Regions from separate parts of the Homo sapiens genome. Here regions 1 and 3 are each linked to region 2. A link is a loop called in an ENCODE intact Hi-C map of the cell type or tissue named here. Cell type or tissue: chondrocyte. All regions are shown on one strand. Each heading gives the region's core, and the rest is flanking DNA. Links, peaks and the distances in the headings are about the cores only. Region 1 holds the start of SYNE1 (spectrin repeat containing nuclear envelope protein 1). Region 2 holds the start of SYNE1-AS1 (SYNE1 antisense RNA 1). Region 3 overlaps RMND1 (required for meiotic nuclear division 1 homolog).

Region 1 (10,486 bases), core at 3,579-8,578, 260 kb before region 2:
TTCAAAGACTTGCCAAGTCTCTTACATGAAAGCTAAAGTTCTTATTGTAAAGAGTGGGCTATGAGAACTGGAACAGGGGCATTTGTAGGATTTGGGTGAATCCGAGGACTTTGAATGCAAATCCTCCTGAGGCACTTACTTGTCAGGAAAATAAGTCCCTCTGTCCTCGTTTGTCCTTTCTCCCTTGTCAACAGACTATTGATTCCACTACAGGCCATTACGTAACAAGTGGCTCCTAGATTTCTAGAAGACCAAGCCGGACCTCTACTGACTACATCAAGACCCTGACTGATAAAATGCCCCTTAACCTTTAAAAAGTAAGAGAGCTACTTTGATTGAAGTTTCACTGCACTGTGTGTACAAGTTGGTTTTGAAGAGATTTAAGACTAAGGGAGGGAGGTGGAAGAAGAGAGCCATTTGTTGAGTTGCACACGTGTTCATTTGAATAAAGATGCACTTCTGGTAGATCCTGGGGCCGCTGCTTTTGATAAATCCACAACATATTTTAATTACGGCAAGTTTTGTCATGGTATCAACACAGATACTTAAAGTAGGAATGACAGAAGTAGAAATGATTATTCGGGTTGGGCGCAATGGCTCACTCCTGTAATCCCAGCACTTTGGGAGGCCAAGGCGGGCAGATCACCTGAGGTCAGGAGTTCGAGACCAGCCTGGCTAACATGGTGAAACCCTGTTTCTACTAAAAGATACAAAAAGTTAGCCAGGTGTGGTGGCGCATGCCTGTAATCCCAGCTACTCAGGAGGCTGAGGCAGGAGAATCACTTGAACCCAGGAGGCAGAGGTTGCGGTGAGCCAAGATTGCGCCATTGCACTCCAGTTTGGGCAACAAGAGCAAAACTCCGTTTCCAAAAAAAAAAAAAAAAAAAGGAAAGAAATGATTTTTCTCTGATTTCATATGGGCACAATGTCTCATATTTTACAAATGTATAGAACACCATGATGCAGGCATTGGGATGAAGCTGGGCTGAAGGCAATCTGCAACTGTTGCTATCTTTGGTACCTCTTGCTAATGCAGACAGGGGACCTTGGGGGCCCAACTACAGTGATATATAAGAAGAAGATTCTTTGTAAAGTGAGACAGAATGAAAAGACGGATGAGGAGGACAGGCCCTGGGCCTGGTGGAGGAGGAAGTCAGGTTGCTGTCCTGGCAGCTGTCTCTCAGCCTGTGATGGCCCTGGGATTGTATTTTGTTGCTCTCAGGAACTGGTGTCCTAGCTCTATTAGGCTATTGCAATGTGAAATGGAGAGTGATGGTTTGCCAACTTCAGAAACATCTAGACTAATAGTAATAATAACTAGAAGCATAATAATGATGCTAATAATATCTTTCATTTATTGACCACATGCCAGGCACTGAAGTGCTGAGTGCTATTCAGGCATTAGCTCATGTAGTCCCCACAACAGCTCTATGAATGAGATACTATTAGAATCCTGAATTGCAGGGTTGTAAACCTGAATTCACAAGAGGTTAAATTCCTAGCTAAAAATCACATAGGCACTTAATGGTAAAGCTGGGACTCAAACCCAGGCCTTTCTTGCTTTAAAACCCAATACTTTAACCATTATACTTTTCTAACTTCCTGTTGACACATGTCTTAGTCTGTTCGGGCTGCTGTAACATAATACTATAGTACAGGTGGCTCACAAACAACAGACACTTACTACTCACAGTTCTGGAGGCTGGAAGTCCAGGATCAAGGCACCTTCAAATTCAGTGTCTGGTGAGAACCCACTTCCTGGTTGATAGATGGCTGTCTTCTTGATGTGTTCTCACATGGTGGAAGGGGCAAGGACTTCTCCAAGTTCCTTTTATTAGCACACTAATTCTATGCATGAGGGTTCTACCCTTATGACCTAATCACCCCCAAAGGCCACACCTCCTAATACCATGACACTGGGGATAGGTTTCAACATATGAGTTTGGGGGTGGGGGAACATACCTATTCAGTCTATAGCACAACATGGCCTTATGCCCTGTAAGTTTTATCTATTAAATATCTCTCAAATCTGTCTACATTTTCCCACCACCATCACTCTAATAATAAATACCACAGTCTTTTCTAAAGGATTACAGCACCACCTTCCTAACTGGTCCATGTTTATTGATTCTGGCTCCACTTCTAATCTGTTTTTTCACATTTTAGCCAAAGAGAACATTTTAAAACATAAATCTAATCATGTTGCACTGAGAACACTTTAATGGCTTCTTGTAAAGGGCCATCCCTTTGGTTCAGTTTTTAAGACTGGCATAGTCTGCCCTTGGCTCTGTTTCCAGCTGTACTGGGCCCACCATTCCCTAAACCTCCTGGCCCCTCCCTTGCTTTTTCTTCTGCAACCTCATCAGTCTTCCTCAGTTCCTGCAATGCACCATGTGCTTTTCTTCCATAGAGCCTCTGCATATGCTGTTCCTTCTGTCTGGAGCGCTCTCCCAATTTCCCACCTGCTCACGTTCACCTAGTTCCTGCACCTCACTGTTCAGATGTCACTCCCTTAGCAAAGCCTTTCTAATCCCTGAAATAAATTAATTCCCCTCCTTTTTTTTTTTTCTGAGTCTTGCTCTGTCACCCAGGCTGGAGTGCAGTGGCACGATCTCAGCTCACTGCAACCTTCGCTTTCCAGGTTCAAGCAATTATCCTGCCTCAGCCTCCCGAGTAGCTCAGATTATAGGCGCCTACAACCACGCTGGCTATTTTTTTTTTTTTTTGACAGAGTCTCACTCTGTCGCCAGGCTGGAGTGCAGTGGTGCAATCTTGGCTCACTGCAACCTCCGCCTCCCAGCTTCAAGTGTTTCTCCTGCCTCAGCCTCCTGAGTAGCTGGGCCTACAGGCATGCGCCACCATGCCCAACTAATTTTTTATATTTTTAGTAGAGATGGGGTTTCACCATGTTGGTGAAGCTGGTCTTGATCTCTTGACCTTGTGATCTGCCTGCCTCGGCCTTCCAAAGTGCTGGGATTACATGCATGAGCCACCGTGCCTGGCCAATTTTTGTATTTTTAGTAGAGATGGGGTTTCACCATGTTGGCCAGGCTGGTCTCGAACTCCTGTCCTCAAGTGATCTGTCTGCCTTGGCCTCCCAAAATGCTGGGATTACAGGTGTGAGCCACCATGCCTGGCCAACTCCCGTTCTTGAAAGCTCTCATAGCAACATTTGCCTTTGCTTGGAGAATGGGGTTTTATAAGTATTTGTGTGGTTCTCTGATGAATGTCTGGCTCTTCCCCCATCATACTGTAAGCTCCATGAAGGCAAGAGCCCGGTCAGAGTTTGCTTACCACGGTAGCCCCAGCACTTAGGACAATATTTGTTATGTGGTAAGTGTTCAAGCAATAGCTGTTGAGTAAATGGAGCTACAACACCCTTCCCTGGGGTGTGTGAAACTGACAAGCCCTTTGCAAAACTCTAAAATGTGCTTAGTCCTTCTACAGAGGATAAAGTTTAGCTGAGAATGGGATTTCAGCTGTATAGGGAATCAATGCCAGCAAGACAGCTCTATGCTTCTGTCTGTCTCAGCCTGTGAGAACAGAGATTAGGCCTAGTAGAGGAGTTTTAGTTGGTGGAAGCAATGTTTCAGGCTTGTGTTTTAAGTGGCTCACTTCTCAAGTAAGTAAACCCAAGAAAGTAGTTGCTTAACGTGTAGAATAGCAAGTTGGTGGCCAGGTGCAGTGGCTCACACCTGTAATCCCAGCACTTTGGGAGGCCGAGCTGGATGGGTCACCTGAGGTCGGAAGTTTGAGACCAGCCTGACCAACATGAAGGAACCCTGTCTCTACTAAAAATACAAAATTAGCCAGGTGTGGTGACGCATCCCTGTAATCTCAGCTACTCAGGAGGCTGAGGCAGGATAATTGCTTGAACCTGGGAGGCGGAGGTTGCAGTGAGCCGAGATTGCACCATTGCACCCCAGCCTGGGGAACAAGAGCGAAACTCCATCTCAAACAAACAAACAAACAAAAAGAATGGCAAAGTTGGCACAATAACTTTCTACCCATCTTCAAAAGCCGGCAGGGTGGATTGATTCTATGAAGGTAGGGATTGAGAGGGTGAGCTGAGCCATTCTGATCTGTTTCTTCTGAGTGGCAAGCCTGGAAATCTGGACCCCATTTTGTGGCCACTGGGCACAGAGGGCTGACCTGGAATAATTATGCTCTGGTGGTTGTCTCCACAAGGGGCTCTGGGGGTGCCCCAGGATTGTTGCCCTCAGGCAGAGGCAGGGCATACATTGAGAGTGATCCCAAACACTCCTCCTCCAGGCCCAACTTTTGGAGGTAGCAAGTTCTGCAAATAGAGATCCATTGTTTGGTTTCTCTCTCTAAAAAAAAACAAAAGTCAGCACAAAGAAGAGGAACACATCAGATTGGTTTACCAGATTTGTTTCAGATGTTATTATTTTGACACGATCCAGAAGAAGGAGAATTTGAAGAAAATGGAAAGCTAGGCAGTGGGAATGTTGGCAGCAGGTAAGGGAAAGGCAGGCAGCAAAGAGAAACTTCATCTACTTTATAAACTGCTCCTTCCTTTCAGCAAATTTAGAGGATAAATGACTGTTTTGTTCAGATTGGAGATTCAAGGGGGGGATTATTACTTTTAAGATTATTGCAACATGGCTTCGATTATTTTAGCTGCAATCATCCTGTTGGACTTGGACTTCACTGTTGGTGAAGAGAGACTGTGTTTGACTTTGCCTGGATACCATAAAACCACAACAAAATAAATTCTCCTGAATGCTACCAGGCAACACCAAGATCTCTTACACCACGAGAAGGACTTGTGGCCAAAGATACAAATGGCTCCGCAATGTACAGGGTGCATACAGTGCACCTGAAGAACCTAAAAGTGGTTTTTAGAATCATCATAATAAACAGTCAAGAATTAAAGATGTCAAGCGCTTTCTCAAGAAGTCTAAACTTTATACATAACATTAAAAAAGATCTATAAAGCCTGACCAGTCTCCCTCAAATTAAGTTATTTGCTACTGACTTGGCAGCCAAAACGATTTAGGATCTTTCGGAAGTTGATGAAAAAGGAGCCAGCGGGTTTTGCTCTTTGCTCTGCATCACGCCCTTCCTGGGACCATCAGGGAACCTCCCAGCCTTTCAGGATAGGTTCCGCTCAGAAAGGTCACCCGGGCAGTGGAAACCGTGGGCAAAAGTTAGCTGGCAGGACAGCGCAGCTCCTCCAGGCAGCGGAGGCAGCGCGTCCCGGCTCTCAGGGACATTTCCTTCCCACCTCGACCCCCGGGAGGTGGTCCCGGTATAAAGGCTCGCTGAGCGGGTGGGTCACAGCACAGCTTTGCAGCTGCGGAGAAACGCCCAAGGCCGTGCATCTCCAGGAGGTAGGGAAGCCTGCGAGCCTCCGGGTCCCCGCCCCCAGCTCTTCCAGGCACCGGCGCATCCCGGAGCCGGGCGCGGGGCGCGGGGCACGGAGCCGGGGAGGGGGTGTGGCGGGCCAGGGCGGTGCAGGGACCCTGCCCAGAGGCTGAACCGGCCTGGGCGACCTTCCTTCCCGACAGGAGCAGTAGATGCGTGGGGGAGGGCGAAGGGGGAGGCCTCACCCCCCAGCGAGCAGCCGGGAGGAGGAACCGGTCGCGGAGGGCGGGGAGCGCGGCTGAGCAGCCCGGCGCGGGAGTGAGTGTGGGCGAGCCAGCCAGGGTGAGCGCGGGCGCCGGGCCGCGGCCGCCGGCCGCAGCGGGCTGAGATTGTTGTCCTCTGTCACCAGGGCGGCTGGGCTCCCGCAGTCCTGCAGACCGCGCCCGATCCCGGCGACAGGGCGGGCGGACAGCCGCGCATCCCCGGGGTCCCGCCGAGCCTGGGCGCAGAGAGCCGGGAGGAAGCGTTCGCTCGCTTCGCCTTGCTGCTGGGAAACTGAACGAGGCCGAGAGAGAAGGTAAAAGGAAAGACAGAGACTGGGAGACAGGGAGAGACAGAGACAGGGAGAGGAGAGAGAGGTGCAAGACGAACACATTGCAGACAAATTGTCAGCAAGTTTGTGCCTGCACGCTGGGGCTCTGCGTGCTTGATGGGAGGGGGTGGTGGCAGTGATGTGTGTACGTGTGCGATACTCATAGATAAGGAGACTAGGAGGTTGGGGAGCCTCTTTGCATCTCGTACGTAGATGTCCCTATTAATATCCCCCTCTCTGAGTTGTCATTTCCGCTTGTGGCACATCTCCTGGGCTCCAATGGTGCAGAAGCAAAAGGCAGCCAGCCTCTTATTGTGATGGTCGGTACTGTTGCTACTATCAGATGGGAGAGGTAGGGCGTTGAACAGATTCTAGGAGCCTCCCTTCCTCCACCCCCTGACTATTTTAGGAAGGGCTGGGGGAGGGAAATGGCTTGAAGGCTGCGCGGAGGCCCTGGCGCGTCAGACTCCAGCGGCGCTGTCATGGTGCAGTTGCTTCCCGGCAGAGCCTGCACTAGAGGGCAAGAGAACTTTCGTCTCCTCTTTATAAAGATACGTTTCACATAGAGAGATCTTGCATTGCTGGCGGAGGAGTTCTGGGAAATGGTGGTGCACAGGCGGCCAGGTGCATCCCAACGGGCAGGCATCCGTGCAAAACGAAGCAGCCATCAGCCGCACAGGAAGAAGCCCCTTGGGAAGGCAGGCTGGGTGTGCTGACTGGGATCCCAGACTTTGGATGCTGGAAGTTCTGCCCCCTTCCGTAAATAGAGTCAGGTCCAGCCCAGAGGGAAATATCAGCAATGAAGCCTTAGCATCCCACAATGTTCATTTCTGAGCTTTTCGTTTTGGGGTGGAAAACTTGTATCTGAAATGTTCCTGTGAATGTTAAGAAAGTTAAAAATGAATTATTTTTCTCTTCTTTAATGCCCATCCATTTTTTGTCTTCATCTGAGAATGACTTTCCTAAAGACAACATTCGTATACAGAAGCCAGACCTATGCAAGAGAAAGTATAATAATTTTCAATGAGGCAAAGGTCATTAATATGACCTACATCTTCATAAAATGCGAATTTAATCACGAGTCATGACGATTGTTCTTTGAGAGGCTTTTTATTCCCCATGGTGAAAAAAGATTTGTAGTATGGCTAAAAAGTTCCTGATATCACCGGAACAGTGTGACAAAATACATATCTATTTTTTCTTTTCTGTTCATTACTTTGTGGCAGATTTAGAACAAAATGTGAGAGATCTATACTAACTTAATATGTTTCATGCTGAAGATTAAGAAACAGCTTCAGACTGACCCAGATAACAATATTTGCTAGGCTTTGGAAATATTTGCCTAGCTCTTATTTTATAGTCTCACTTTCATCTTTCTGAACTAATGATTTTCACAAACTGGTTTTCTTCTGTCCTCATTGACCTCATTTAAGAACTCTTTTTTACTTGAGTCCTTCCTGCCAGGGAGAGGAGATTGGAAAAAGCTAGTTTGCCATTTAAAAATGTTCAAGAATTGTTTGGTGCTGCACTGGGCCTACTTTCTGATAACTATGCTGCACACACAGCATCTTGGAAATGAAAGGAGGTGTGACTGTCACAGGATGTAGGAAGCCCATAACTGGGCAAGGTTGGTGGCATTTTCACAACTCCAGCTCTAGCTACTGCAGCCACACCCTGTGGTCTGAATGTGACAGGCATGCAGGGCCCAAACGCCTCTGCGAGGTCCTCTGTGTGTCTCCTCTTAAATGTGTACTTCTTTGTGGTCTAATCTAACGAGAACTAATGTTTGGCAAGGTGTGCAATATACTGTAGCAAGGGAAAAAAAGAAGGTTGCAGATGTCTTTGGTTGTAATTTATACTTTAGGCTTACAATAAACAAAATTTAATTATGACACTGAACATCTTTCATGCTGATTTCTGCTATACACTTTGTCTTTTGCTTACTTGTTCATGTTCTTCTATGGAAAAGATCATTTCTTATTGTTACTCTGTATAATTCATACTAGTGAATAAGAAACAGCATTGTTCCCTGATAACCTGCACACATTTATTAGTAATATACTTACATTAATTCAAAGATATCCCTGTTCTTCTCTTTTAGCCATCTTAGTATTCATTAATTAGTACCATTATTAATGGGTGAATAGAGAAAAAAATAATTAAATTTAAAATTAAACAGTATGTGAACTCTCTTCAGCAAAAGACTTGAATAGAAGGGAAACTGAAATTTATTCATGACTAAAAATTTTATTCAATAGTGGGTTTCAATATTAGTGCTATTCTTATACATGTTTAGACATTTAATTAATATCTGTACTTCCTGCTGTTGTGAATCTGTTTATGTGTTTATGTTCTCAGTTCATTTTCTTTTTGGTTAGAAATGAGCCACGTTGTCTCTGGTCATTGCAGGGTTTGAAATTTTCTGCAGTAGTTTCCTAATACCTAGAAATTCAGTTGCATTGCTTATATATATTCTTGTGGCTCAGTAGTATTTCTTCAGTGCTTTTCTTAGTGTATTCCTTTTTAGTCACACAAACAAGAAACTGCTTTAAGAGCCAATGTCCATTCTGCCAAGAGACAGAAAAAATTGAGTTGTGCTATTTCACAACTGTGTTTTTTCACAGGGAGTGATGTTAAGAAGAGTATGCCTTTCAACTGGGAGCATCCCAAATAGCAGGTAGTCCAAATTCCTAAGAAGAGTATGCCTTTCAACTGGGAGCATCCCAAATAGCAGGTAGTCCAAATTCCTAAGAAGAGTATGCCTTTCAACTGGGAGCATCCCAAATAGCAGGTAGTCCAAATTCCTAAGAAGAGTATGCCTTTCAACTGGGAGCATCCCAAATAGCAGGTAGTCCAAATTCCTAAGAAGAGTATGCCTTTCAACTGGGAGCATCCCAAATAGCAGGTAGTCCAAATTCCTAAGAAGAGTATGCCTTTCAACTGGGAGCATCCCAAATAGCAGGTAGTCCAAATTCCTAAGAAGAGTATGCCTTTCAACTGGGAGCATCCCAAATAGCAGATAGTCCAAATTCTCTCTGTGTCCTGAACAAAAAAAAAATGCAGCAGATGGTTATTGATTGGGTGGGTGTTTTGTTTGCTTCCATAGTAGCCTGGACTTTTCCATTACAATACTTGCCCTCCTTTGTTGTAACATTGTTTATATCATCTTCCTCTACCGGCACATAAGCTGTAAGAGGGGCTTGTCTCTCTTGTTGACTGCTGTTTACTCAGTACCATGGTCCCTTACAAATAGCTACTCAATACATATTTATTGTGAAATAATAAATACAGGAATCTTACCTTTCTGAATGTATTTAGCTGCATCATAATCTTAGTTCCTTCCCCTGGAAAAATTTGGAGATGGTGCAGGGACTATTTATTGGTATACAGCCCATGAATGTCCATCAAATTCTCCAATTCCATCCCAATGCCTAGCTTCACTCTTCATTCCCTCTCCTTCGTGCTCCCGCAGTATCCTGCACCTATTAAAAACTGTTTTAATAATCTTGGGAATAGTGAGTTTATTGATGTTCTGGATCTGCCTCTGGTGTTCTGGTTCTGTCATGTCCATAGCCAGAACACTGCTAGGTAAACAGTCTGTTGGAGGATCTCATGACCTTGCACCAGTCGTTGTTTTAGCTCTGCCTTGTGCTGCTATTGGTTTTGGAACAGAAGAGCACACTTGGGAGTACCTCTGCATTTTAGGGCCGTCTCTCATATTGCAGCTGGAGAAACTGGGAACAGGGGAAGGAAAATGGAAACTAGTATTTGCTGAAACTCTGCTACATGCCAATCAATCTGCTGGAAACATGACATATTTATCTTTTAAAAAAATTAATTTAAGCAGGATAAAATTAAACCTAATTTGGCATAAGTATACCTCATTTTACAGATGATGAAAGAAGGGCTCAGAAAAGCTCATTTTTCTTAAGCCTGCGTGCACAGTAAGAGATAGAATTAAGATTCAGCTCCAGGTCTTTCTTAGATCAAAGTCTGTGCATTTCCTGGTACCACACTCTCCTCCAATAGGTAGTTGTTGAGGACCTTCATGCATAGAACCAGCTCAAAATCACCCAACTAGCTGGGATAAAGTTTAGCCTAGAACTGATATTTCCTAATTCCCAGTCTCCTTTTATTACCTTCTTTTTATTAACATCATTTAAATTTCTTATTAAATCATGTAATTAGATAAAGTATCAGTAAAAAGCAAGAAAATCATGATTTCACAAAATAGGAAATATGTGTACATGTGAATGATGAAAGCAAAATGTTTAATGTCTGAAAAAGGAAGGATATTGCATCCACTTTTTTTTGCATTGAAGAGGAAGAGGTTTTCTGGGGATTTTCTCATAAATGTAAAGTATTATGAACTTGATTCAATGAAACAAAAAATATATATCGGGGGCCTAGGATGTGGTCAGGGATATACTTGGTGTCAATGAATGAGATTTTGCAATGTTATAGCCTCTATACCAGTGAAATGTTCACTGTTTCTTTAGAGTGAGGTAAGACTAGCAGTAGTGAAAGATAGAAGCCAAATTGTACCTAGGATAGTATGGATCGTTG
Region 2 (10,486 bases), core at 1,800-6,799:
AAATGAACAGATGCTATATCTACATTGCTTCATTCCTTCTTGAGTACTTTTGATAAAGATTTTGTAGATAAGATTCTGTTATTTAAAATGTTTCCTTCCTGTTTTCTATTTGATGCCTCACTGATTCTACACATAAACAAGAGTCATGAGAAGAATTCAAAAGACTTTACACTTATGAGCACAATGTAACATTGTCTTTACATTTCTGTATGCAAATGTGCTTGTTGCCGTAATATGACAGGCTAGGAAATGGCTAATTTGGTGGGCTGACAAAACCAGATACTATTGTTTAGCACCATAGAAGAAAAGTTTATATAGTAACTTAGTTAAATGTATTCTAACAATAACCTGAAAATGTCATTCTGGATGTTTTGTTCTGCTTTTCTAGACGACATCCAACAACATAATAGAAGGGAGTACTTCAAAGGACCTTAAAATTATCATCTCGTTTACTCTGCATAAGGACAATTTCTAAAACAGAAATTTACCTTTCTGGGGGAGTTTCAGACTCTGGTATCTTTTAGTAAATTTCTAGTTGCTTAAATATTAAATTGTAATCATTTTCCCCCATGGAAAATGGATTTTAACATTAAAATGAAGGAGCAATGAAATCCTCAGTGGTTTAGTTTTAGAGGAGGAAATGTTAGGAATAAATAGTGTAATTGTGGCCAGGAATTTAAAACTCAGATTGTGTTTTGATTCCAAGATCAGAACATAAAAGTCATAAAAATTATAGCTGATGGTTACAATTGTAACCACATTTTGCAGATCTATTTTTTTTTTTTTTTGAAATGGAGTCTTGCTCTGTCACCCAGGCTGGAGTGCAGTGGCACGATCTTGGCTCACTGCAACCTCTGCCTCCTGGGTTCAAGTGATTCTCCCTGCCTCAGCCTCCCGAGTAGCTGCGATTACAGGTGCTGACCACCACGTCTGGCTAACTTTTGTATTTATTTTAGTAGAGACGGGGCTTCACCATGTTGGCCAGGCTGATCTCAAACTCCTGACCTCAGGTGATCAGCCTGCCTTGGCCTCCCAAAGTGCTGGAATTACAGGCATGAGCCATGGTGCCCGGTCCCTGAAGATCTGCTTCTAAGTGCTTTAAAAGTATTATCTTATTTAAATCTTATGACTATGTATGTTTTAACTGAGATAATCACATAAAACCACTTTTTAAGTCCTTTTTTTGTGTGTTATTCTTTAAAATTCTTCTTTGATACATTTCTTCGTAATATTCTGATTTATTCATCCATCCTTCCATCTATCCATCTACCCATCTATCCATTTATTCAGCCAGGACTGTGCATTCCCTAAGGAACTTGCAGTCTAGTGAGGAACAGCGATCCACAAACTGGTCTTTATAAAATAATACAAAAAATGTAATGAGAGCTTACTGTACTATTAGAGTTCAGGCTCTGGAATCAAAGAAACCCAATGCCACATCCTCCTTCTATTGGCTTTCTAGCCGTGTCTGTCAGCAAGTTACCTGATGTCCTCAAGCCTCCACCTCTCAATTGGTTAAAAAATACATACATGAAAATAGTACCTGTCTGATAAAGTTGTTTTGACAAGCAAATTAGATCATACACATAAAACCTGTAGCATCATGCCTGGCACATAGAACACACCCAATAAGAAAATCCAGTGGATTTGGTAAATGATTGATTAATGGGCTATAGCATGACAAGGTGGGAAGAGTCAAGGATGATGGTCAAGTCTTTGCCTAGAATCCACAGGACTATTACCACCTGAGGAAAATAATTGCATGCGGAGGAGCCTGGTGATAGAGGTGAAGACATGAGCTGTTCATTGATGATCAGATCCAGTTTGAACTGCCAGGTAGTAGTAATGTCTTGGGGGCAGTTGTAAATTCAAGACTGAATTTCAGGTTAAGAAGACGGATAGAAGACATGGAGTTGAAAGTGATTAGTGTCTAATTTGTTGTTAAAGCCACTAAAACAGATAAAACCAAGACCTATGTATAGAGCAAATAGAACAATGGGCACAGGACCAAAAGCTGGGTACTACCAATATTTAATGAGCCATAGGAGAAAATGATTTGAAAGGTAGAGAGAAAAAGGAGGGGAAAAACAAGAAGGGGAAGAGTAGGAGGGTGTGATGCCACTGAGGCTCTAAGTAGAGAAGGTGGTCGCCATCACAGGTACAGCAGGAGGCTGCCATTAGGAGGAATACTAAAGAATCCCAACTAGGTTTGACAATGAGGCTGTTGGGCAACCAGTCTGAGAAACATTTGCACAGCAAGGGAAGGTGAGAAACCAGGTTACATGGATTTAGGAGTAAATGGCAAGTGAGGAAGAGGAGATAGCAGAAATGGACTAATGTTTCAAAAAGTTAATAAATAAGAGAAAGTAAGATAATTCTTTCACAAAGGCTGCTTCCTGGGTTGACAAATACTCTTTTTTATTGAGAAAGCCTTTATAAAGTGCTTCCATAAAGACAAGGAATATGGGAGAAGGAATTGGCAGAAAGAAATTGGGATGGAGAAAGTGAAGACTATCAGAAACTGCCTCTCAGAAGTTCAGGTCCAGCCTGAATGTAGGTTAGTGTGTGGGTGGTTTTAAAAACCTTGGAGGAAATACATAAAGCACCTCCTCTGTCCTTCAACACCATACCTATCACATCCACAGGAATAATCACTGAGAAAAGGCAACTCTAAAGCAAAATGTATATGGGTGTGAGGGCGGGAATGTACATATGTGTGTATGTGTATATCATATGTTTAAAAATGTAAATACAAGATAAGAAAATATATGCAAAAGCCATTTCAAAACTCTTGACAATGATGATGTCCTTATTCAAATTCTGAATGACTAGATTTCTGATTGCAAATATTGAAGTGTTCCATTTTCATGCTAAGGAAAATTGGGATAAAGCATAAGAGAGTATTTTGGGAAACTTCAAATTTGAAATTGCTCACAAAGGCAAAATAATTACAAGTATTAAGGTCTATTAGTTAGACATAGCACTGGTTAAAAAGTTAGATTTTTTTCTTCATCAAATAACTACTATACACACTAATAAACAGTGATGGTTTTTAGAATCCTGCTGCTGAGAAGGTTGAATATACATATCATGCTGTGTGTAAGGGTTTTCATGTCATTGTAATTTAGACTACTGCACAACTGAATACTAAATACTTTCAAATGATCTATATTAAAATATGGCTCTATTGTATATAATTATGAACAGATATATTTATTTCAAGTTAATTTAATGAGATGCAAACTATATTATATAGACTAGTTAAGACATACTTTATGCTTAACATAATTTATTAAGCATGCTTCATACTTAACATTCCAATGTTTCTTTACTTGCTAATTGGTCATTGATTTTCTTCTTGAACATTTTTGTGCCTGATTATCTTTTATTTCTATTTAATCCGGTAGTAAAGTCATAATTTTGTAATAATATTAACAAAATCCTGCCTTTAGCAATAGATATGTAAATATATAAACATCGGATGATTATTTCACCAAGAAAAATTTTAGTAAGAGAATCTATTCTCAGAAATGCTGCAATTATATCAATTTAACAATGTGATTTAATTTTATCTTGTTTTCCTTTACAGTATTTGTGTGCTTTAAGATCGAGCTAAATTGTTAACTTGGCTATAGCTAAACTGTTAAATTTCTAGTGACTTTTTTAAGGTAAAAAAATACTAATAAATGTACTCAGTCTAGAGGTTACTTTAAACTTTTGAGTAAGTCAGTCTATGAATGAATTATTCATTTTATATGCTACAAAAATGTTTACTTAGTATTGAGGTATTTGGAATCGAGTAGGGCTCATTCTTTTGCTGTGATGAGTCTGCTTGATTCCTAGTAGAATGGAAGTGTGATTTAAGCCACCACCCTGTTGAAGAAGATGAATTGAGTATAGAGACCGTGAGCAGAACACAGTTCTGCCACGATCTTTATTTACTTGAGCATCCACTTTGAGGGAAATATGGGTTTAATCATTCACAGGAGCAATCCACCACAGGCAAACACTTGAGTCACTAAACATTTTCACGTGTGCGAATAATGCCTGATTTCAGGGTCTCTGTTTAGTCTGTTTCAGGATATTGAGGATTCTCGGGATTTTTTTGCCATAAGCCTTAGGCACTCGTGATGACAACTCCCGCTATTATAATTTAAGAGTGGACAGATGAATTGATTCTGGGTCCTTGTGGCACACTTGTTAAAACTTCCTGGCAGGACAGGGTCCCCCTGTGTACACAGTTGAAAACTTGCAGTCCAAGTGACTCACAGGCTCTTCAGTTACCATGGTGATATTCCATTACAGGAGCTGATAGATTCCAGAGAGATTGGTGCAAGCCGTCTCAGCAGAGTGGAGTCGCTGGCTCCCGAAGTGAAACAGAACACAACTGCCAGTGGGTGTGAGCTCATGCACACGGAGATGCAGGCCCTGCGTGCCGACTGGAAGCAGTGGGAAGACAGTGTATTCCAAACGCAGAGCTGTTTGGAGAACCTGGTCAGCCAGATGGCCCTTTCGGAGCAGGAATTCTCAGGCCAAGTGGCTCAACTGGAGCAGGCCCTGGAACAGTTCAGTGCCCTTCTGAAAACCTGGGCTCAGCAGTTAACCCTCCTGGAAGGCAAGAACACGGATGAGGAGATAGTGGAATGCTGGCACAAAGGACAAGTAAGTTGGCTTCCTGTTTTCTATTGGTGGTTATGCTTTAAAAAATGTTTTGACTTTCATCATTCCTTAAAAAAAAAATCTTGCTAACTAAAAACACGCAACATGCACACTTGGAAGAAGTATTTATCTCATTAAATAAGCAAAGTCTGATTTGTTTCCTTTTCTTATATATCAAACTTTTGTAAAAATAAAGATTTGGGTTATTATTTGCGGTAGGAAACATTTGTTGTTAGTGGAGACATTTTACTTTCATTCCTATGGTGTAAGAGTCTGTAATACTGTATTCAGCCATTCAGTCTGAAAAATGGCCTGTGGGCAGGGGCATAAATAGACAGAGAGTCATAGCTGTTTTCTTGCCAGTTAACTATTTCATACAACTAAATGATTGAATTTATAGCCTTAAAAGACTCACTTGGTAATCTCCTACAGCACAGCAAATAGTTATCTCCCCGATTAGCTCTCCTCTGTGTGGTTTTGACAGCTGTTCTTGAATTAGCCTGTTAACAGAACTCTACGTCACCCTCCCTGGTCACCTTCCCGAGACTTTTTTTTTTTTTTTGAAGCTAATGGCAGCTTCTTTAGAATGTGAGAAAGGGAAGCCTACAAGGGAGACCGAAGAATGAGCAAGAGTGTAACCTCTTCTTCGTTTCTTTCACTGTTAAACAGTATCTTTGAAAGCCTTTTCAATATTTCCAGTTTTATAATGCCCTGATTCATGGATGTCCTTAAAAGGAAATTTAGTAAACTTCTCTGCTCCTATTTATATTACAATCATTTCAAAATAGCTCCTGCCAGTAAGAAAGTCATGTAGTATTTCCAGCAGTGTCTGGTTTTAAATCAAGTATTTGAAACAAATGCAGCATGCCATAAAATAAAGCTTTCTACCTCTTTATGCTACTCTATTTATAATGATTCTAGGTTTGGGGGTTTGTTTTTGTTATTCTGTTCCATTTCCTGTCCTTTAGATTTATGTACCAGAATAAAGCATAGAAATCAGTTCTGTCACAGAGGGACAAAGAAGTTGATAATTGCTCTACATGGTATAATATGAAAAAATCAGTTACACTTTCTTGGTTCCTTTTTCTTTCCCTTTCTTTCTATTCCAGTCACAGAGTGAAATTTTTAAAAAGGAAAGATTTGGCTGTGCCTAGATTACATTACTATTCTGTTCATTATTTTTACGTTGATATTATTAGTAAAAATAATGGTTGAGGCCTATAAAAATATACATGAGAATGCAGTAGTAAATATGGGTTTTCAGTTGTGTTAAATAGTTCAAATGTGACAGCCCTCTGTGTATGTCTGCTTCCAGATTTGACTCCAGGGTCAATGCTTTTGATGACAATGCTACATTGCTTCTCAATATTCATGTTTTCTTTTATTTCTAATAATGGCATTTTATCTAAAAGTGGAGATATTTCTATCACAATGAATATGTAAGAAAATGTTAACAAAATAGTAAATATGCTAGGGTTCTTAGGGCATTGTTTTGCTTTTAGGGAGGACTTGTCATTGTTGATGATCACAATAAGAATTAAAGTATTTATTTTATGCAATTAGATGACAATACTCAAGAAATTCTTTAAAACATAAAAACAGATGATCTATAAAGTATATAATATAATATTGTAAAAATAATTCTATTTACTATGTTTGCGAAACTCATTTATCTTAATATCCTTTGGGATATTAGCTTTGGAAATAATTTTCTTAAGCTGTATAAGGTGGAAAGATGCATTCTAGAACTTAACAGAATCAGAAATACATAAGCTGATATTTATATATTGACTCTACTGACATACTTTAGGATGAAGTTATAGAAATGTTTTAAATGTAACGTTTTGGTCAAAAACTTTTCACTTTTAATGTCATCCCATTCATAAGTAACTGACTTGAATCTCCAGTATTTTTATGTTTTTGTTGAATGCTAAGTTTCTTTAGTTCTTACAATGTTCTGTCTTAAGTAAAAGGTTCCATATGGTGTAAAATAGTTGGTCCTAGTTTAGTGTTTGGAATTTCAGAGAGAAATTGTTTAGTTGTTGATGAATTTTTGTAAATAAAAATGTCTTAGACTCCTCCAGCCCAGACACCGAGTTAAATAAAGAATTGACAAACCAAGAGAATGTCATTCCTGCTCTCATAATCACAGCCTAGGTGGGGAGATACGCAAGCATAAAGCCAATGTGGATACTCCTTGTGATGAATGTCTGCAAGGTCCTGTGTATCCTCAGATGAGAAACCCGAAGAGGTGGGAAGGAGGGCAGGGGGTACTTAAAGGAGTTGTTATTTGAGTTGAGTCTTGAGGTATAATTAAAATGTGACCTGACAGGTGAGGTAGAGGAACAGCATCAAGATGCAGGATCATTGAGGAATCAGAAAACACAAGAGAGGAACCTAGAGAGGAGGAATCAGATTAGGAGGATGTAGTGCCACCCCCAAAAGAAATAATGAATATGTAAGTGGGTCTGTGAAAGTCAACGTGCAGAGGCAAAGAGGGGAATGATGAAAGGAGCTAAGACACAGAATAAGCTAGCCTGGATATCTCTTGCATAGAGTGAGAAAGGAAACAAAGGGAGAGGCCCGGATGATGCTTAATCTTCTGATTGACATCAGCGGGGGACAGTGGTGCCATTTACCAGGACGAGGAATGAAGCACAGGGCTGGTTTGTTGAGGGATGTGGTTTCTTTACAAATCTGGGCCATCTCTTGACAAATATCAGACAATAATGGTCACAGCAAAGCTATTTGAGTAGTTACTCATCTTTTTGCCCCTCCTCCTTAATTTATTTTGTTTTTTTGCTTCAGTGCTACTGTTATCCACAGTGTTTACATATTTGGGAGTCATTCTCCTTCTGATTTTATGAATTAGACACTTAGTGTGCTAGGAACTGTGCTAAGTATTTGACATTCATGATTTCATTTGTTCCTTGTGACAATCCTATGAGAGGAACACTCTGAGTGCAAAGCACCTTGTGTAACTCAGATGACCATGGCCTCGATTTCAGAGGTGTACTTTTCAAGTCCTAAGGCTTTATTTTGGATTGGGTGTACACAGTAATGTAGCTATTCATGTGTCTCCCTCATCTATTAAATTGTGAGCTCTTCAAGAACAAGAATCTTACCTTTATTCGTGGGGGGACTTGGGTCCCAGAATCCAGCAAAATGCTTGGCACACGGTAAACATTTAGCAAATATTTGATGACTTTATGAATGAAACTATGAAATAAATGAATTACTATTTAAACCAGACTCATGGATTATAAGAAATTTTTAATGTAAAAGTTAACTGTATATACAACATAAAATCAATTGAAACAGGATTCAATTTTGGAGATATATATATATATATATATATATATATATATTTTTTTTTTTTTTTTTTTTTTTTTTTTTTTTTAAGACGGAGTTTCGTTCTGTCCCCCAGGCTGGAGTGCAATGGCACGATCTCGGCTCACTGCAACCTCCACCTCCCAGGTTCTAGGGATTCTCCTGCCTCAGCCTCCCAAGTAGCTGGGATTACAGGCGCCCACCACCACAACTGGCTAATTTTTGTATTTTCAGTAGAGATGGGGTTCACCATGTTGGTCAGGCTGGTCTCGAACTCCTGACCTCAGGTGATCCACCCTCCTCGGCCTCCCAAAGTGCTGGAATTACAGGCGTGAGCCACCACACCCGGCCCTTAATATATATATTTAATCCAAAATAAGTGTTGCTTTTCTTTAAAATAATTTGTTTTCACCTTTAAACAATATACATATCTCCTGATGGCCTAGTCCAACTATTTATAGACAATGTAGGCTATTTTTTCTTTTTCTTGTCTTATTTTTAAGTCATTTCACCACTTAATCACTTAACTACTTTGCAGTATTTGATGCTAGAGTGTCTATCCATGGCAAGAAAAAAGGGACAAATGAGCCAGGTGCTATTATTTGTCAGAGGAATCCTGAAAACAGGCTTCATTTCTTCATTGAATCTACCATGTTGGTTCTTCTCTCACTAATAATTTATAATATGATTGATGCATGTATAGTGTGAAGATATGGAGATCACCCAATGTAAGTGCTCGCTTCTTTGTCTCATTATTTCTGAACAGGAGATACTGGATGCTTTGCAAAAAGCAGAGCCTAGAACAGAGGATCTCAAGTCTCAGCTGAATGAACTTTGTCGATTTTCCAGAGACCTGAGTACCTACAGTGGAAAAGTTTCTGGCTTGATTAAAGAGTATAATTGGTGAGCATGAACCTTATTGGTGTTCAAGATATTTTTATACAAATTAGAAGCTAGAAGTTTATTTTAAGGTGTAATTTCAAAATAATATTAGTTCAGCATTAAATATATTACTAAGTGAGGTAAGTGCACATTCTAAGAACTGGTGATTCTATCAAACATGATTTTCATCAACTTTATCGCTTTTTCCTGCCATTAAATTTTTGCGTCACCTTTTCAGTCTTTGTTTGCAAGCATCCAAGGGCTGCCAGAATAAAGAACAGATTTTACAGCAAAGATTTCGAAAGGCCTTCAGGGATTTCCAGCAGTGGTTGGTTAATGCAAAAATCACTACCGCCAAGTGTTTTGATATACCTCAAAATATAAGTGAAGTTTCAACTAGTCTTCAGAAAATACAGGTAAGGGTGTTATCAATTAATTCTAGTAGCAGTGCTGATGTGAACTAAAGTTAACCTCTAAATCAAGGGTCCCCATCTCCTGGGCCGCGGACTGGTACAGGTCCCTGGCCTGTTAGGAACCAGGCCGCACAGCAGGAGGTGAGCAGCAGGCCAATGAGCGTTACTGCCTGAGCTCCACCTCCTGTCAGATCAGCGGTAGCATCAGATTCTCATAGGAGCCTGAACCCCATTGTGAACTGTGCACACAGAGGAACTAGGCTGTGTGCTCCTTCTAAGAATCTAACTAATGCCTGATGATCTGAGGTAGAACAGTTTCATCCCGAAACCATCCCCCCTGCCCCACCCCATCTGTGGAAAAATTGTCTTCCCTGAAACCACTCCCTGGTGCCAAAAAGGTTGGGGACCGCTTCTCTAGATCTTTTCAGAAGGGCAGAACATATAAAAGTTTTGCGTAAGAAATTCAAATTTCAAATAAATCCCCACTTAAAACAATTGCTTCTGTATATGAAGAGGAACCAGTTCATTTATATAAATGCACACTATTTTTATATATTAATGGTGATCCAGGAAATAATAAAACGTTTTTTCTATGTGACAAGCATTGTTCCTGAGCACTTTAAGTGGATTTTCTCATTTAATTTTCACAACAACCATTTCAGGTATGTAAATTTGTTACTGTCAGTGTACAATAGGGTAAAAGCGTCAGTGAGGTCACAGAGCTGGTGTGTTAAGATAGCCAGAGCTGCGGTTATATTTTATGTTTGTTCATTTGGGTTTATTTTTCTAGTCTTTTTTTTTAACCTAACTGTAACTTCATGGTGCTAATTCACATACCACCTTCATTCAATAGCAGCACTTTTTAAGCACAGTTATTGAAATTGCTTTTCGTACCTGTATGTCCGCTCATTTCACATAGCAGCAGTTCTGAGTGATTGGTTATGAAATTTGAGTTTCTTTCAGAGGGCACAGGTATGTAGAACACTGTGTGTAAGCACTCGTGCTTGAAGTGTCTCTAGTAGGAGCAGACTCTGAAACAGTATTGTTCATATGTAGTTCACCTTTTTAAATTCTTGGTTAATAACTTAATATAACAGGACAACTCTGCCTGTGAAAATTTGCTCCATTTAAAATTCTTCCAAGCCAGGCGCGGCGGCTCACACCTATAATCCCAGCACTTTAGGAGGCCACAGTGGGTGGAT
Region 3 (10,486 bases), core at 5,116-10,115, 940 kb after region 2:
GCTTTGTTGCTCATTCTGGAGTGCAGTGGCGCAATCTCCGCCTCCCAGATTCAAGCCATTCTCGTGCCTCAGCCTCCCAAGTAACTGGGATTATAGGCCCATGCCACCATGCCCGGCTGATTTTTGTATTTTTAGTAGACACGGGGTTTCGCCGTGTTGGCCAGGCTGGTCTGGAACTCCTGACCCCAAGTGATCCCTCCCAAAGTGCTGAGATTACAGGCGTGAGCCGCCATGCCTGGTTGGAGGGCTTTGGCTTTTATTAAGTGAACCGTGAAGCCACAGCTAGATTTCGCGTTGAGATTCAACTTCAAAGGATCACTTTGGTTGCTGTGTTGAGAAGAAACTGTAGGGGGCCCAAAACAGAATCAGGAAAACTGGTTAAGAAGCTATTATAATAATCCATGGGAAGGATAGCAGTTTGGATCAGGTAGTATTATTACTGATGATGAGCAGTGGTCCCTAGAAGGCCCTTGGGATTTACTGAGAAGTTGGATATGGAGAATAAAGAGTCAAGCTGGACCCCACGTTTTTGGCTTAGCAGTTATAAAGATACTTATTACTGCTCATGAATGGGAAAGACTGGGAAGAAAGGGATGCAAGGGATTCTAGGGGTATAAGGGAGAGGTTAGAATGGTAGACCATGGAGTGTAAACTGGATATGGAGGAAGTGAAGTCATGGGGAGTGAGAGACAGTGAAAAGGTGGTTGGATCATTGACTTGTGGGTCCTGTTGGGGTTGAAGAATTATTGGAATTGGGTAATAGAAGGAGTGAGATGCAAAGATAGGAGGTGGTGCTTAGAGAGTAAAATGGATGAAACTGAGATGAGGAGGTCCGATGTATTGATAATGACAATAGGGCCCTGTCTGATAGAAAAACAGTGTAAGGCACAAATGTAATCTTAGGCTTTCTAGAAGGTGCAGTGATAAAAATGGGCTGGGTCCGGTGGCTCACGCCTGTAATCCCAACACTTTAGGAGGCCAAGGCAGGTGGATCACCTGAGGTCAGGATTTCAAGACCAGCCTGGCCAACATAATGAAACCCCGTCTCTACTAAAAATACAAAAAAATTAACTAGGCATGGTGGCAGACACCTGTAATCCCAGCTACTCGGGAGGCTGAGGCAGGAGAATCGCTTGAACCGGGGAGGCGGAGGTTGCAGTGAGCTGAGGTGGCACCACTGCACTCCAGCCTGAGTGACAGAGCGAGACTCCCATCTCAAAAAAAAAAAAAAAAAAAAGAATTTACTCAAAGAGAATAAAAAGAATCCAGGACTGTAGACAAACTTCTAAAATATTTTATAGTTTCTTCAAAATTAAGTGGTTCAACTGGCATGGCATAGTACTAATTAAAGGTGAACTACAGTAGCCAATTGGACTAGAATGAAGCACAGAATGCGAGCTTTTGAAGGGATTTTGGAAGCAGCAGGTTCTACCTCCTAAATATCACTGTGAATCATCTTTGTCCTTATCCTGAAGAGAGGTAGTAAATACAAGGTAGTGGGTAAGAGTGTTGACTTTGGAATTGGGAAAGCCTGGGTTTTATTTTAGTTACATCTCTGCAGCTTCTTAACGGTGAGCACTTAGCCTCTTTAAACCTCAGTTTCCTAATCAGTGAAATGGGATCATTATGAGGTGAAGCCGAGCACTTAGCATGTAGAAAGCGCTCAGAGTGATGTCAGAGTCTGTCTTGTTTCCTCCTACATATCATCACCAAAAATTTGTTTCATGAACATGCATTTGACCGTGTGACTCTGAGTTAAAAGCTCAGCTTTCTCCCCACCTGTAGAAACTTTTTAGGATGACTTTATATATCCTTTGGTGATCTGGCCATCGGCTCTTTTGGTCCTTACCTCCTGCAGCTCACTCCTACCTCCCCGAGATGGGGAGATGAATAGGACTCCATGCCTGGGGTGTTTAACTTGCTGATCCTTCTGCCCTTTCAAGACTCAGTTCAAATGTCACCTCTGTGACAATGCCACACTCTTCACATGCTCCTTTCTCTGGACTAGAGCAATTTGTGCATCTCGTTCATTTTCCTCTGCTAGACTTTGAATTCTGAGATCATTGATTCATCTATCTCTAGCACCTAACATATTATTTTTAAAAAAAGAATTATTGATTACTACGGTCTAACTTTTTTTTTTTTTTGAGACAGAGTCTCATTCTGTCGCCCAGGCTGGAGTGCAGTGGGGCAATCCTGGCTCACTGCAACCTCTCCCTCCCTGGTTTGAACGATTCTATATCTCAGCCACCTGAGTAGCTGGGATTAAAGCCACTATGCTTGGCTAATTTTTTTTTGTATTTTTAGTAGAGATGGGGTTTTGCCATGTTGGCCAGGCTGGTTTTGAACTCCTGGCCTCAAGTGATCCCCCCAGCCTTTAGCCTCCCAGAGTGCTGGGATTACAGGCGTGAGCCACCATGTGTGGCCTACTATAGGCTAACTTTAAAATAACACATTTCATACTGTAAATAAGGGGGAAATTCTGTTTACCTTGTCTGGAATGTTCATGTGTGTATCTGACATGCCTCGCACTCCCATGCCCAGCCCCAAGCTGAAAAGCACCTTCGCCTTCTAGAATCAGCTTAGATCTTTCTGGGAACCTTTCCTGATTTTTTTTTTTTTTTTCCTGAGACAGAAAAAGGGCTGGAATGCAGTGGTACAATCATGACTCACTGCAGCCTCAGTCTTCTGGGCTCAAGTGATCCTCCCACCTCAGCCTGTGAGTAGCTGGGACTACAGGCATGAGCTGCCATCACACCCAGCTAATTTTTAAATTTTTGTCATTTTTGTAGAGATGAGGTTTCACCATGTTGCCTCAGCTGGTCTGGAACTCTTGGACTCAAGCGATCCACCTGCCTCAGCCTCCCAGTGTGCTGGGATTACAAGTGTGAGCTACAGTGCCTGGCCAGCACAGATTTTTATATACTTGATATGCTAATGAAGTAAATGAAGTGGTCCCATCACTATTTTTTTTAAGGTTCTTGTTATGTCAGTAGCTTTATAATCTTGTAATCTTCCAGGAAGAAGGCCAAATGTTGCTAAAGGCAAAGTGGCAGAAACACTGTACTTATATTTTTAACCTTGTTCTTTTACTAGAATTAACTTAGAATGTATCTGTTTTACAAATTTTTCTAACAGAAATATGCCTGCTACCTAGGGAAATATTATATATGTTTTAAACATTAATTTAAAAACTTGAACTTTGAATTCCTTTTCTTTTAGCTTGGGATGTGGTAATGCCAGCCACACTCCTCAGAGCCGTGGCCAGATCTCATCATATATTATCAAAAGCACATCAGTGCCGAAGAATCGGTCATCTAATGTTAAAACCACTTAAGGAATTTGAAAATACAACATGCAGCACACTGACAATACGTCAAAGCTTGGATTTGTTCCTTCCTGATAAAACAGCTAGTGGTTTGAATAAGTCTCAGATCCTGGAAATGAACCAAAAAAAGTCAGATACCAGCATGCTGTCTCCATTAAATGCTGCTCGTTGCCAAGATGAAAAGGCACACCTTCCAACCATGAAATCCTTTGGTACTCACAGGAGAGTGACCCACAAACCAAATCTGTTGGGTTCTAAATGGTTTATAAAAATATTAAAGAGGCATTTCTCATCTGTATCAACGGAAACATTTGTTCCAAAACAAGACTTCCCACAGGTGAAGAGACCACTAAAAGCATCCAGGACCAGACAGCCATCCAGGACCAACCTTCCAGTTCTGTCTGTGAACGAGGTAAAGTAGGGGTGGCCGTGGCTCTCGTGCTTAGTGATCATTGCTCATGCTAAACCAGTGTGCGTTGCACCCCAGCCTTACCGCCAACGTAAGAGAACTAGCAGTCACTCAGACTTCTTCATCAAGGTCTTTGAAGCCTAATAAATATCCAAAGGGATTCAGAATCTTAATTTTTAACAATTAATGATACATATAAAAACAAAATACAGGTGATAACACATGAAAATAGAGTTTATAAAAGATTTGGTTATTGGTCTAAGGAAACTGAAAAAGAGGACCAATATTAAGTCCAGTCTAAGAATGGGACTGTAAAAAAAAATAAAATAAAAAAAAACAAACTAGAAATTCTTCATCAAGTTAAAAAAAATTGTAACTCTGCAGACAGATAAGCCTTTATTAGGCTGTGGCAGTTGCATGGGGCGGTGAAATGACACGGTAGGGTGGACTCCAAAAGCAGCAGGAGAGGAGGGCCCAGCTTTTTTATCCTCTTAAGGTTTAAGGGGGTATTTTTTATTCATCCTTAAGGGGTTTCTGGGAATTTTTCTGCTACAATTTGCATTTCTCCTTCAGTAACAACTTAAGGGTCAAGATCAAGCCCTTGATAACCTTTGTATCTTGCATAATACCTAGAACTGTACCTTGTACTTAAATGTTTATAAGAGGATCTTTAATGCCGATAGTCATCAACTTTAAAGATATTTTAAACTTGATGAAGACTTCTGAATCTATCAGAAAACAGGTTAGAATGTCTGTCTTCAAGTCTTGATTCTGAAAAGTAGCCCCTGAGCCTGTTTCATTTTGGCTGTGTTTTTATTACTGTGCAGCTGACACCCCTTGGAAAGGTATACATACATACCTTTACTCATCCTCTGATTCTGAATCTAGCAATGAATGAATGGTTTTTGTGTTGGATTCTGGAATGCTTTCAATTCTTGTGTGGTTACTCTGAACTCAGGACGTGAAGGATGAAGTGTTGTGCAGCTACTGTTTCCCCTTTCCTTTTGCTGGAGCTTTGGGGTAACCTGGGAAATTCAGTATTTAAGTGTCCGAGATGGCATTAAGTGTAAAAACCTGAATTCATGGCAGCTCCAAAAAAGAGAAAGCTCAACTCACTTTGTTCATTTGTAACGTCTAGCAGCACAGTGCATCAGGTTTCTTAGGAAGAAGCTGATAGGTCAGAGATGTCCCTAGGCTATTTCTTTGGGCCATCCTTAGACTTGGAAGCAATTTTCCTAAATACCGTATCTATTTTTCTTTAGATTTTTTTTTCTACTTCCTTCCAGGAAAGAATTTGAAGTAGATTTTCAACATTCAACATAGTTTCAAATGAGATAATAAATACTTTCACATATTAGAGCAAATAGTTGACATGAACAGAGAAATGTTATGAAGTACCTGAAATGAATAATCTAGTTGAACATTTTGTTTTGAGAAGCGCAGTAATTAAAAGAGGAACTCCTCCTGGGATTTAGTGTTTGTTGTTTATTGTTGTGGGAGAGGGCAGAGTAAAAACATAAAAATATCTTCAGAGAAATAACTTTTTCCAGCACTGAAATTAAGGAGTTAGTTATTTCATGGATTCTGTTATAGGAGACATTATGTAACATGATAGACAATGACTTCAGTTGGAGTTTGGCAAGAGCAAGTCGCATGCTGTCTTTCTGAAAGCACAGGGAAATAATAGAAAATCAGATGTTTCTGGCTGGGCGGTGGCTCACAGCTGTAATCCCAACACTTTGGGAGGCCCAGGCAGGCGATTACTTGAGGTCAGGAGTTCGAGACCAGCCTAGCCAATATGGTGAAACCCTGTCTCTACAAATATACAAAAATTAGCCAGGCGTAGTGGTGCACACCTGTAATCCCAGCGGCTCGGGAGGCTGAGGCAGGAGAATCTCTTGAACTCGGGAGGTGGAGGTTGCAGTGAGCTGAGATCATGCCACTGCACTCCAGCCTGGGTGACAGAGTGAGACTCTGTCTCAAAAAAAGAGAAGAAAATCATGTTTCTAAAGTGGTCTGAGATAATGTAATTTTGGAACATCATTTTTTGAAGATTTTACTTTTCATAGAGAAAGCAGTCTTGGCATGACTAGGTAATATGTCCCCAGGACCAAAGACTGACTTTCCTCTGCCCGAAATTGAGGGCCACTCCATTTTTATACGGCCATCATAGTGGTAAACCCTTTATACCACTTTATACCATCAAAATGGTAAACCCTTTATACCATTCTTGACTGAGACAAGGAAAAGACTCTGCTTTGTGTCAGAAAGCATGTGGACTTTATTTTGTTCCCATAGTTGCACCCAGCTCATCTTTTCAGCTCTGCAGAACAGCGTGCATCTGGAGTTGGCTGAATGAGGTTTCAGTCACCCTGTCTGTTGGAATTAAATCTTTACCTGGTCTCATTTTCAGAGATCATAATCTGAGATACTCAACCCACATCCCTTTGGCTTACAATTCCTAAAAGCAATAGTGGATCCAGTGGCTTATGCCTATAATTTCAGTGCTTTGGGAGGCTGACACAGAAAGACCACTTGAGGCCAGGAGTTGAAGACCAGCCTGGCAACATAGCAAGACTCCCATTTCTAAAAGACTTGGAAAAAAAAAAAAAAAAAAGCCGGGCTTGCTGGTGCGCAGCTGTAGTCCTAGCTACTCAAGAGGCTGAGGTGGGAGGATCGCTTGAGCTCCAGGGTTCCAGGCTGCAGTGAGTCGTGACTGCACCTCGCTCCGTCCAGCCTGGGCGACAGAGTGAGGCCCTGTCACTAAACAAACAAGAAAACAATAATAGCAGTGCTTCTTGTTAATGTCCAGTCTTTGAAGAGAACAGCAGAGGATGGGAACGGCAGGTCTGAGTGGCATGGAGCCCGACACCAGGGAGAATGTTTTCAGGCTAATAGCACTGTGTTACAGAATCACTGGTGGACTGTTAACCATTTTTTTGAAAAATGAAATAGAATAGAAAATAACAGAATACATTGCTCATGATAAACGTAAATACTGGTTTGTGAAGCTTTTGTGGCAATTGGTGTGTAAGCATATATGTGTATATGTACTATGTTTAATGATTTATAGGTTGTAGTCAGAAAAACTTACAGGATAAAGCGTGATCTTGGTAACGTAAAATGTATCTGTGTTTTTATAGCTTTAATCTCCAATCAGTATGTTACAGGAGAAAAGGCATTTTTCCTTAGTATGATCTATCTACTCACAGTACTTCTGACATCAAATATATGGGGACCTCTTCCTCCTCCTACCAGCCAGTTCTCCAATTCTCCAGACACTAACAAGGTGTCCTGCAATTCAGTTCAATTCCAGCACTAGCCAGAGTTAGTGCAGACGCCAGTTAGTTAAGCTCAGCCCCACAAGACTGCCCTCCCAGTTGACACCTGTGCTTCTGACCAACCAGCTCTATGACAACCATCCCCTCTTCAGGTTTGATTATTTGCTAGAATGGCCCACAGAACTCAGGGAATCATTTTATTTATGTTTACTGGGTTTTTTATATAAAGTATGCAAATGAACAACCAGATGTAGAGGTGCACAGAGTGAAGTCAAGAAGGGCCTGGAACTTAGGAGCTTCTGTTCCTCATAGAACTGGGCTGTGCCACCCTCCTGGCACATGGATGCATTGATCAACCCAGGAGTTCTCCAGACCCCATCATCTGGGTGTTTTTAATGGAGGTTTCATTGTGTAAGCCATGATTAATGATTAACTCAATCTCCAGCCCCTCTCCGTCCACCAGAAGTTAAGGGTGAGGCTGAAAGTTCTAAGCTTCTAATCAAAGTTTGGTCTTTCTGGTAACCACCCCCCATCCTGAAGCTGTCCAGGACCCACTGAGAGTCACCTCATTAAAACAAAAGATGTTCCCATCACTCGTGAAATTCCAAGGGATTTTTAGAAGCTCTGTGTTAGTAACTGAAGGCAAAGAGCAAATACTACAACCAAAAATGCCCCTGTCACTTAGAAAATTACAGGGGTTTTTAGGAGTCTGTACTGGGAACCAAGGACAAAGACCAAATGTAAATGTATTATATCACTATAGAAGCAACATTGCTGTAACACACTAATTTTCTTCAGTAATACAGTGTAAATGAAAGTATAATTTTTAAAAAAATGTTCTGATCAGAGCATGCGATGCTCCTAAAACAAGAATCATATGTAGATTTCTAGCCCCATCTGCTGGAACATGTCTTCTTTGGCCAGAAAAACAAAACATACTAAAATACAGTGGTTTGGGGTTTTTGCTTTTTGGGTTTTTTAAAACATTTTGAAGTAGAAAAGCCCTGAATATCATAACTATTATCGGTTGGTTTGACACATCTATTTAACAGGAAGGTGTAGATCCCCATCCTGAAACCCAAAATATGCTTTACATATATATGTAGCTAATGCTTAATAAGGATTCACTGTAAAAATCCAGAAAAGGATGTATAAAAATGAAAGCTGCTCAGAAAACAACAGCATCTTTAATAAAGAAAAAAAAGCAGACAAGACATTCCATGATTCTCTTTCCTTTTACCAAATAGGCTAAAATAAAAAAAGCAAAGAAAACAAAACCAAAACAAAGTGTCTAAAACGTCAAGTTCATCTATTAATAGAAGAAACCCACAACTAAGACTCAGAGCTAAGAAGTTTAAGGAGAATACAGAAAGTAGTGTAGCAAACCATATAAGCTGAGTGACATTGGATAGAACTTTGAGCCAAACTAAATGGGAGATCCCAAGAGAAGGAAAGGGGACAGTTGACAGTCTGGAAAACCTACAACAAAGATCCTTAGGATGGCCAAGTGAAAACAGATTGTGTTTAAAGATTTATTCATAATTTATTTGGAGCTTAGAATATATTTTCTCATAAAAATAGTGATTGACTTGTCCTGTCCTTGAGAGTTGAAAATAGTACACATTCTCAATTTGCCGTTAGTGTCGGAATATTCACATAATTTGGGATACCAGATTGCCCAAAACTCAGTTCTGAATATATTGAGCCTTTTATTTTTATCTCCAAGTGGCGGTTTTTAAAACTGACCTTTTACCTTGATTTAAAATAATAGTGCCTGGCTGGGCATGGTGGCTCACGCCTGTAATCCCAGCACTTGAGGCCGAGGTGGGCAGATTACCAGAGGTCAGGAGTTTGAGACCAGCCTGGCCAACATGAAGAAACACCGTCTCTACTAAAAATACAAAAATTAGCCAGGTGTGGTGGTGCATGCCTGTAATCCTAGCTACTCGGGAGGTTGAGGCGGGATAATCACTTGAATCCAGGGGGTAGAGGTTGCAGTGAGCTGAGATCGCACCACTGCCCTCACGCCTGGGCGACAGAGGAAGACTCCGTCTCAAAAAATAATAAATAGGCCGGGTGCGGTCACTGATGCCTGTAATCCCAGCACTGTGGGAGGCCGAGGCGGGAGGATCAGATGAGGTCGGGAGTTTGAGGCCAGCCTGACCAACATGGAGAAACCCCGTCTCTACTAAAAATACAAAAATTAGCTGGGCGTGGTGGCGCATGCCTGTGATCCCAGCAACTCGAGAGGCTGCGGCAGGAGAATCGCTTGAACCGGGGAGGCAGAGGTTGTGATGAGCCAAGATTGCACCATTGCACTCCAGCCTGGGCAACAAGAGTGAAACTGTCTCAAAAATATAATAATAATAAAGTAAAAAACAGAATAAAATAATAATGCCTGCCACCGCCATTAACAGACCTTGTACTCTAATGCCAAGCTGTATATGGGACAGTTGCCAGCATGTCTTCACTGGCACTATAAAATATAGCCAAGAAGATAGGCTCTGAGAGTAAGAAGTCTGTGTTGGTTAGGAGTAATTTTGTCCTGGCTCTCTGGTATAAAGCTCTCAAATGTAAATCCGGGTGGGATAATGGACTCAGCTCTGTCTGCAACATGCCACTGTGCAGAGAAGCACTCTCATGCATAAGCTTTTTATGCTGTAAACTATAGTAGCTGAAATTAAATGCCACTTTTTCAGAGGTGAATTAATGGAGAGCCTGGTGAAATTCAAAGCTTTTTGATGTATAAAACTTGATAAATGGAACTATTCCATCAATAGGCGAAGTATAACAACCTGTCTACATAGATAGTATGTAATTTCTGCACAGGTCTCTGTTTAGTTAATACATCACTGTATATCAATCTAGAATCTTGCTCCAATAAAGGAACATAAAGTTGTGTTTTGGTTTTGTTTTTGTTTGAAACGGAGTCTTGCTGTGTCGCCCAGAGTGCAGTGGTGCAATTTTGGCTCACTGCAACCTCGGCCTCCTGGATTCAAGGGATTCTCCTGCCTTGGCCTCCCAAGTAGCTGGGATTACAGGTGTGTGCCACCACGCCTGGCTAATTTTTGTATTTTTAATAGAGCCAGGGTTTCACCACGTTGACCAGGCTCGTCTCGAACTCCTGACCTCAAGTGATCCATCCGCCTCAGCCTCCCAAAGTTCTGGGATTACAGACGTGAGTCATTGGGCCTTGCCAAGGTTTTTGGGTTTTTTTTGGAAAAAAAAAAAAAAGTAGTACACATTCTTAGTGCAGATGGGCTTGGCCAGTACCACATGATGGTGAAGCAGACGTGAGACAACAGGGAGAGGCAGGGACAGTGTGGGCTGGAGACCCTGGGCCCCCCTACTCTATCCTAGTCCATTATTATAGCCAGATCTTCCACTCGGTCAGATGATGATGGAAATCTGGATTTTGTGTGAAATCTCTCAGTTTATTGTTGACAAGTCAATTTGAATTTTAGAAAC

Evidence for each region. Peaks named below come from ENCODE experiments on the same cell type or tissue, not always from the same donor. Only the 100,000 strongest peaks of a DNase experiment are listed, where the experiment ranks them.
Region 1: it touches region 2 in a loop (2.5-fold over the local background); 3 of 110 quality-filtered maps call a loop at or near these places.
Region 3: a loop joins it to region 2, with 2.7 times the contacts of the local background. A loop is called at or near these places in 2 of 110 quality-filtered maps.

Annotation. Positions count from the first base shown.
Region 1 is chr6:152,632,057-152,642,542 of GRCh38, reverse strand. SYNE1 (spectrin repeat containing nuclear envelope protein 1) reads left to right here and starts at 5,181. Exons shown (of 146, transcript NM_182961.4): 1 at 5,181-5,354; 2 at 5,738-5,905. RefSeq lists an enhancer at 7,554-7,683. In chondrocyte, for the core only: no CTCF peak of the experiment used is centred there; DNase peaks (open chromatin) are centred at 5,260 and 5,480.
Region 2 is chr6:152,375,182-152,385,667 of GRCh38, reverse strand. It overlaps SYNE1 (spectrin repeat containing nuclear envelope protein 1), which reads left to right. Exons shown (of 146, transcript NM_182961.4): 56 at 4,306-4,662; 57 at 8,756-8,892; 58 at 9,110-9,287. It overlaps SYNE1-AS1 (SYNE1 antisense RNA 1), which reads right to left and starts at 5,138. Exons shown (of 2, transcript NR_120501.1): 1 at 5,075-5,138; 2 at 3,955-4,608. RefSeq lists an enhancer at 1-148. In chondrocyte, for the core only: a CTCF peak has its summit at 4,182; a DNase peak (open chromatin) is centred at 4,417.
Region 3 is chr6:151,438,562-151,449,047 of GRCh38, reverse strand. RMND1 (required for meiotic nuclear division 1 homolog) reads left to right here. Exons shown (of 12, transcript NM_017909.4): 2 at 3,223-3,740. The coding sequence starts at 3,237. Among named protein-coding and RNA genes, the nearest start is that of RMND1, 8.3 kb to the left of the region's middle. In chondrocyte, for the core only: CTCF peaks have their summits at 7,711 and 7,913 (motif pointing left); no DNase peak of the experiment used is centred there.